Linked DNA regions of Homo sapiens: region 1 is linked to region 2. Evidence: chromatin contacts called from ENCODE POLR2A ChIA-PET data. All regions are on one chromosome and are shown on one strand. Each heading gives the region's core, a stretch centred on a gene start or an enhancer-like site at or near the end of the contact. The rest is flanking DNA. Distances are from core to core; before and after follow the strand shown.

Evidence for each region. ChIA-PET counts read pairs that join two places held with the same protein, here RNA polymerase II (POLR2A).
Region 1: POLR2A ChIA-PET joins it to region 2 with 33 read pairs in PC-9. The contact joins two enhancer-like sites. POLR2A ChIA-PET finds 5 or more read pairs at or near these places in 2 of 52 experiments (PC-9 and activated B cell).

What each region holds. Positions count from the first base shown.
Region 1 is chr19:44,624,525-44,627,777 of GRCh38, reverse strand. It overlaps IGSF23 (immunoglobulin superfamily member 23), which reads right to left. Exons shown (of 5, transcript NM_001205280.2): 3 at 205-358. Among named protein-coding and RNA genes, the nearest start is that of IGSF23, 13 kb to the right of the region's middle. Within about 2 kb of position 1,642, at least 7 of the 41 ENCODE cell types and tissues checked have a DNase peak (open chromatin) inside an H3K27ac peak, as active enhancers do; they include PC-9, where a contact is called at or near this core.
Region 2 is chr19:42,470,338-42,473,525 of GRCh38, reverse strand. All of the region lies in intron 1 of LIPE-AS1 (LIPE antisense RNA 1), which reads right to left. It also overlaps the pseudogene RNU4-60P. Among named protein-coding and RNA genes, the nearest start is that of CXCL17, 29 kb to the right of the region's middle. RefSeq lists enhancers at 1-253, 1,234-2,214. Within about 2 kb of position 1,430, at least 4 of the 41 ENCODE cell types and tissues checked have a DNase peak (open chromatin) inside an H3K27ac peak, as active enhancers do; they include PC-9, where a contact is called at or near this core.

The sequences.
Region 1 (3,253 bases), core at 393-2,892, 2.2 Mb before region 2:
CCCAGCTCTAGTGTCCTCTTCTATCTCTTTGTTGCTGTGATCCCATTTTGGAAACCAGTGAGTCAGATGGGCTCCTCAGGAGTCGCTATCACCCTCCCTGATGGGGGTGTTGGTTTCATCTCTGTTTCCTTGTTGAGCCAGCTCTGTGCCCCATGGGGGCTGAGTGGATGTTGCCCAGTGGACGGGGGTGAGGGATAGAGGTACCTTAGGCTCTGGATGATGATGAAACACATGCCTGCAATCAGTGCCCCGGCTCCCAGGATCCCAGCCGCAAGGAGCCCGATGGCAGAGCCTCCTGACAGGGACAGAGTGGGGTCTGGCTCCATGGGCTCTGCTTCTGTGGGCTGCATGATGGGTTCTGGGGACCAAGGAGGGGTGAGATTGGAGGAGCCATCTGCCCGCCCTCCCTGTGCACCCCTCCCTCCTGCCATTCCCCCTCCCAAGTGTCTCTTCAATCCATCCTTCTCTTCCATCCTCCAGGTCTCTGGCCCCCTCTCCTCCCTGCTCTCCTGCCCTAGTCCAGCACCCATCCACCTTCCTACCACATGGAAGCCAGGAGGATCTTTCTAAAGCTCACACCTGACCCTGTTCCTCCCCTGCTCAGAACCCTGCTGTGGCTTCCCAGCACCCTGGGGCAGAAGTCAGTTTCTCACCTTAGCCTTCGAGGCCCTGCCACCTGGCCAGCCTCATCTCTCTCATTGCCCTGCCTTTATAGCCATGCAACCCTGGACTCCACTCAATTTTCCAAGCTCATCCCTTTCTTTCTCTCTTGCCTCCAGGCCTGTCCATGCTGCACTGTCTCTCTGGAATGCCATCTCTCTCTCTTGGCTTGCATAATTCCTTTTTTTTTTTTTTTTGAGACAGAGTCTCCCTCTGTCACCAGGCTGGAGTGCAGTGGCACAATCTTAGCTCACTACAACCTCCACCTCCTGGGTTCCAGTAATTCTTGTGTCTCAGCCTCCCTGGTAGCTGGGATTACAGGCACATGCCACCATTCCCAGCTAAATTTTGTATTTTTAGTAGAGATGGGGTTTCACCATCTTCTTCACCATCTACTTCACCATGTTGGCCAGCGTGGTCTCAAACTCCTAGCCTCAAGTGACCCACCCGCCTCAACCTCCCAAAGTGCTGAGATTACAGGAATGAGCCACTGTACCTGGCCAGCTAAGCATAATTCTCAGCTCAGGTGTCCCTTCTTCCAGGAAGCCCTCCTTAACTCCTAGGCTGAGTCTCATAGCTCTCTGGGCTCCCCCATCCCAGCCCTGCCCACTCTGGTGATCACTGTCTGTGGACACTGGACTGTAAGTCTTGTGAAGGCAGGGCTGCAGCTGTCTTGGTCACCAGAGTGTTCCCAGCTGTGTGGGCTGGCCACACAGCAAGTGCTCATAAACATTTCCTGGGCAGTTGATGAATGAGCAAAGGAGGTCTTGGAAGTATTGTCCTTCTCACTGAATATCAGGGTCACTAGGTGATATAAGATTTACATTTTTTCCCCCAGTGCATCAGCCCTGAAGCTCCCACTGGACCCTGGCCAGGGAGGTGAGGTGGTTCTCTGGGACCCAGCCAAGCTGAGATTCCCATCACGCATTCCATTTCCATGTCCCAGCTCTGAACCTTGACTCATGCATTCTTTCCTACCCCAAATACCCTCCCTCTCTTCTCTCCTGGCCAGTTCCTCTGCATACCTCTAGTTCACTCCAAGCCATGGTAGTCCATTTTCATACTGCTATGAAGAAATACCTGAGACTGGGTACTTTATTAAAAAAAAGGAGGTTTAATGGACTCCCAGTTCCACATGGCTGGGGAGGCCTCACAATCATGGCAGAAGGTGAAGGAGGAGCAAGGCATGTCTTACATGGCGGCAGGCAAGAGAATGTGTGCAGGGGAACTGCCTTTTGTAAAACCATCAGAACTCGTGAGACTTATTGACTATCACGAGAACAGCATGGGAAAAACTTGACCCCATGATTCAGTTACCTCCTACCGGGTCCCTCTCATGACACATGGGGATTATGAGAGCTACAATTCAGGATGAGATTTGGGTGGGGACACAGCCAAACCATATCACCATGTGTCCCTCCATGAATAACACACTAAAAACAATATTCACCATAACAGCTGCTATTCAAGGCACCTGCTGCCTGACAGTTGTTCTGCCAAACTCAGTCACCCCTTGTTTTCGTTCCTTATAACAACCCTGAAGAGGTATATAGGATTACCTCCATTATACACATGAGGAAACTGGGGCTCAGAGAGGGGAAGTCACTTGCGCTAAGTTACCCAGCCAGGAAGGCACGGGAACAGGGACTGAACTGAGTTTTGACCAGGTCCCAAACCACTTCTCTGATCTCAACAACTTGCTGTCATTTTGATTGCCACCTAGGGCTCCATATACCGACTGTATATGGTAATAGCTACAATTAATAATGACAATGCTAATTGCAACAGTGTTATTGGCTCACGGTTATTGAGCACTCATTAGTGTTCGATAGTGCTAGACATTATTGTTTTAAGCTATTCACCGGCTTATCTCATTGAATGCTCACAACTACACACTGGGGTAGGCACTATTATCTTCCCAGTGTTATAGATGAGGAAACTGAGGCACAGAGAAGTCAAGGCACTGGCTCAGAGTCACACAGCCAGGGATTCAAATTCCAAAGCCATTGCTTTGAACCACTCCTTAGATGATGACAATGGTGATTTTTTTTTTGAGACAGTCATCCTCTGTCACTCAGGCTGGTGTGCAGTGGTGCGATTACAGCTCACTGTAGCCTTAAACTCCTGGGCTCAAGTGATCCTCCCATTGCAGCTGGGACTACAGGTGGCATTACCATGCCTGATTAAATTTTTAGTTTTTTTTTTTTTTTTTTTTTTTGGTAGAGACAGGGTCTCACTATGTTGTCCAGGTTGGTCTCTAACTCCTGGGCTCAAGTGATCCTCCTGCCTCAGCCTCCCAAAGTGCTGGGGTTACAGGTGTGAGCCACTGCACCTGGCCCACTCCTTAGATTTTGATCTGCATTTTTTGTAGGTATGTGCTGAGACTCAGAGAGGCAAAGAGGCTTCCCATGTTCATGTAACAAGCAAATGGTTGGAGCCAAGGACCCAGGTAGCCTGGTCCAGATCCTAAGCTGGGCTTTCATCATAGTTAACCTCTTTGAGCCTCAGCCTGTCATCTGAAAATGGCCTAATTGGCTGGGCGAGGTGGCTCATGTCTGTAATCCCAGTAGTTTGGGAGGCCAAGGTGGGTGGA
Region 2 (3,188 bases), core at 181-2,680:
GTGCCACTGCACTCCAGCCTGGGCAACAGAGCAAGACGCCATCTCAAAAATAAATAAATAAATAAAGACAAAAATAAAATAGTCTTCCTGTATCATAGAATCATAAACTCTCTAGCTAGAGAAACTCCTCTACAATCACATGATCCAAACTTCTTACTGTATAGATAAGGGATCTAAGGTCCAGAGAAATTAAAAGAATACATGGCCAAATCAAGGTCACAATATGAACATCATTCCCCTCCTCAAAAACCTTCAGATAAATTCCAAACTCCTTAGCACGGCATTCAAAGCTCTTTACAACCTGACCTCAACCCACCTATTCAATCTCATTTCCCTCTCATGTCTCCTACAAGCCCTTGGTTCCAATCTGTTTTCTTCCTATCCTCTGAACTTATGCTACTTGGCCTCATTCTGTTCTTTTTCTGGAGTGTCCCTCCACCTTCCTCTCCAACCTTTGCAGGTTTGCAACACTCACTTGTTCAGAAAGCCTTCCCTGGCTTAGCCCATGGGGCAGCTCTCATAGCTCTGAACTCCCAAAGCCTTCATGGTCCATGACACTTGTTGGCTGATGTTATTGCGAAAGTTTCCCATTCACAATAATTGCACCTCGGATAAACCTCATTGGCTACAATAATACCACTGCGCACAACCAGCCAGTATTATTTTACATGCATTCCCAACATTGTGATTTACATGATCTTCTATCTTATTACCTCTCACCCCATCTAGACTGCAACCTCCTTAAAGGCAAGAGATTGTACTTTATATTTCTCCACAGCTCCCAACTGCACCTAACCTGTGACTATGAGCATTTACTGAGCACCTATAATGTGTAAGTTGCTGTTCTAAGGCCTTTGTGTACATGATGTCATTTGATCCTCATAATTCAGCCAGGCACGGTGGCTCACGCCTATAATTCCAGAACTTTAGGTGGCTGAGGTGGGAGGACTGCTTGAGCCCAGCAGTTTCAGACGAGCCTGGGCAATATAGAGAGACTTCATCTCCACAAGAAATTTAAAAATTAGCCAGGCATGGTGGCACACATCTGTAGTCCCAGCTACTTGGGAGGCTGAGATGGGAAAATTGCTTGAGCCCAGGAAGACGAGGCTACAGTGAGCTGTGATCAAGCCACTGCACTCCAGCCTGGTAACAGAATGAGACTCTGTCTCAAAAAAGATCTTCATAATTTTCTCAAATGAGAAAAGTGAGGCTCACAAAAGAGTAAACTGTCAAGATCACACAACTTAACTAAAAAGTGGCAGAGCTATAGTGAAATGCAGGTTCCTCAGCTTCCATAAAAACATTTAGCCAAAAACCATGCTGCCTCTAACCCAGTTGGTGTCTTGAATGGGACAGGTGCACCCGAACTGCTCAGTGACTAACCAAGACATTCACAAGCCCAGGCAGAGGGCCAAAGTATACATGACAAAGAATCAGAGCAGGCTTGATGCTCCCTTCCCCTGAAGCCCAGATTTGGGTTTCCCCAGGTCCCTGCAGGGTCTCCTTTGTTTCTTGGCATTGACTCTTCACCTTGTGCCAATTTAGGCAGAGGCCCCACTCTGTTCCCCAGGTAGCTTATCCAGGAGCCCTGACCAAATGGGTAAGACAGCAGGATACAAAAAGCCAGATTCCTCTGAAGCAGTGAGAAAAGTGATTCTTGAGCAACTGGCTCACTGGAAGGGAGCCCTTTCCTATGGCCACCCTGCTCCTGTGTTTTCCTTTCGGGGCCTGTTAGGCAACTTTGGGATTAGAGAAACAAGACTTTGCCAACAAACTGTGTCTAACAGAGTCGGAGTGGAAGAAGCCCTGACACCTTGCAAACCCTGGACAGCGGGAAGACCCGTCTCTCTCCTGCCTTGCCCTGACTGAGGGCCACATCCTCCGTGTGCCCATGGGGAAACACAGCTTGGAAAACAGGCTTTTCTACCCTGGCGGCAACAGCTGCCATTTACTGCCATCAGTTATGTAATTTAATAACTTATTGCCAAGCTCTATACCTGGTACTTTAAATGCTTTGTGTTTTTGGGGGGCTTTTTTGTTTTTTTCCCCCCACCTCAATCCTTGTTAACATTCTGTGGACTATAGTCCACTGCAGTAGTTAAGGACACAGGCTCTGAGGTTGGGCTTCCATGTTCAGAATCCCAGCTCCACAACTTAAGAATTGTGTTACTGTTGGCATGCTGCTTAACCTCTCTATGCCTCAGTTTTCTTATCTGAGAAATGACAACTACAATAGTACCTAATTCCTAGAGATATATGGGGATTAACTGTATTAATAAATATAAAGTGCTCAATACAGTAGCTATTATAACTATTACATGGTATCATCTTCATTTTACAAATGTCGCAATTGAGCCCTAGAGAGCTTAAGTCAGTTGTCCAAGATCACGCAGATAATAGAGAACAAAGTGGATTTAAATCCAGGTCCAGTCTGTCTGACTCCCAAGGCACCAAACACCCAGTGCTTGAAGTTTCTCTCTCTGTGTCTCTTTCTCTCAAGCTGAACTATACTTACAGAGCTGTTGGGGTGGTTAAAGAGCTACAATAGGACCCAAGTTAGAATTAAGTTCCCAGGGTCACCCTGAAGAAGTGAAATTATGTAGGGCCCAGAGCTGCCATTAAGAATGTGGGGTTTGGGGCCAGGCGTGGTGGCTCAGACCTATAATCCCAGCATTTTGAGAGGCCCAAGTGGGTGGATCAGCTGAGGTCAGGAGTTCGAGACCATCCTGGCCAATATGGTGAAACCCTGTCTCTACTAAAAATACAAACAAAAATTAGCTGGGTGCGGTGGTGGGCACCTGTAATCCTGGCTACTAGGGAGGCTGAGGCAGGAGAATCACTTGAACCCAAGAGGCAGAGATTGCAGTGAGCCAAGATCACACCATCGCACTGCAGCCTAGGCGACAGAGAATCCGTCTCAAAAAAAAAAAAAAAAACATGGGGTTTGGGCCAGACGCAGTGGCTCATGCCTATAATCCCAGCACTATGGGAGGCTGAGGCAGGAGGATCACTTGAGCCCAGGAGCTAGAGACTAACCTGAACAATATAGCAAGACCCCGTCCCTACAAAAATAAGTTAAAAAGTTAGCCACATGTGGTGGCACACACCTCACACCTGTGGTCTCAGCTACCCAGGAGGCTGAGGTGGGAGGATCGCTTGAGCCCAGGAGGTTGAGACTGCAGTGAGGT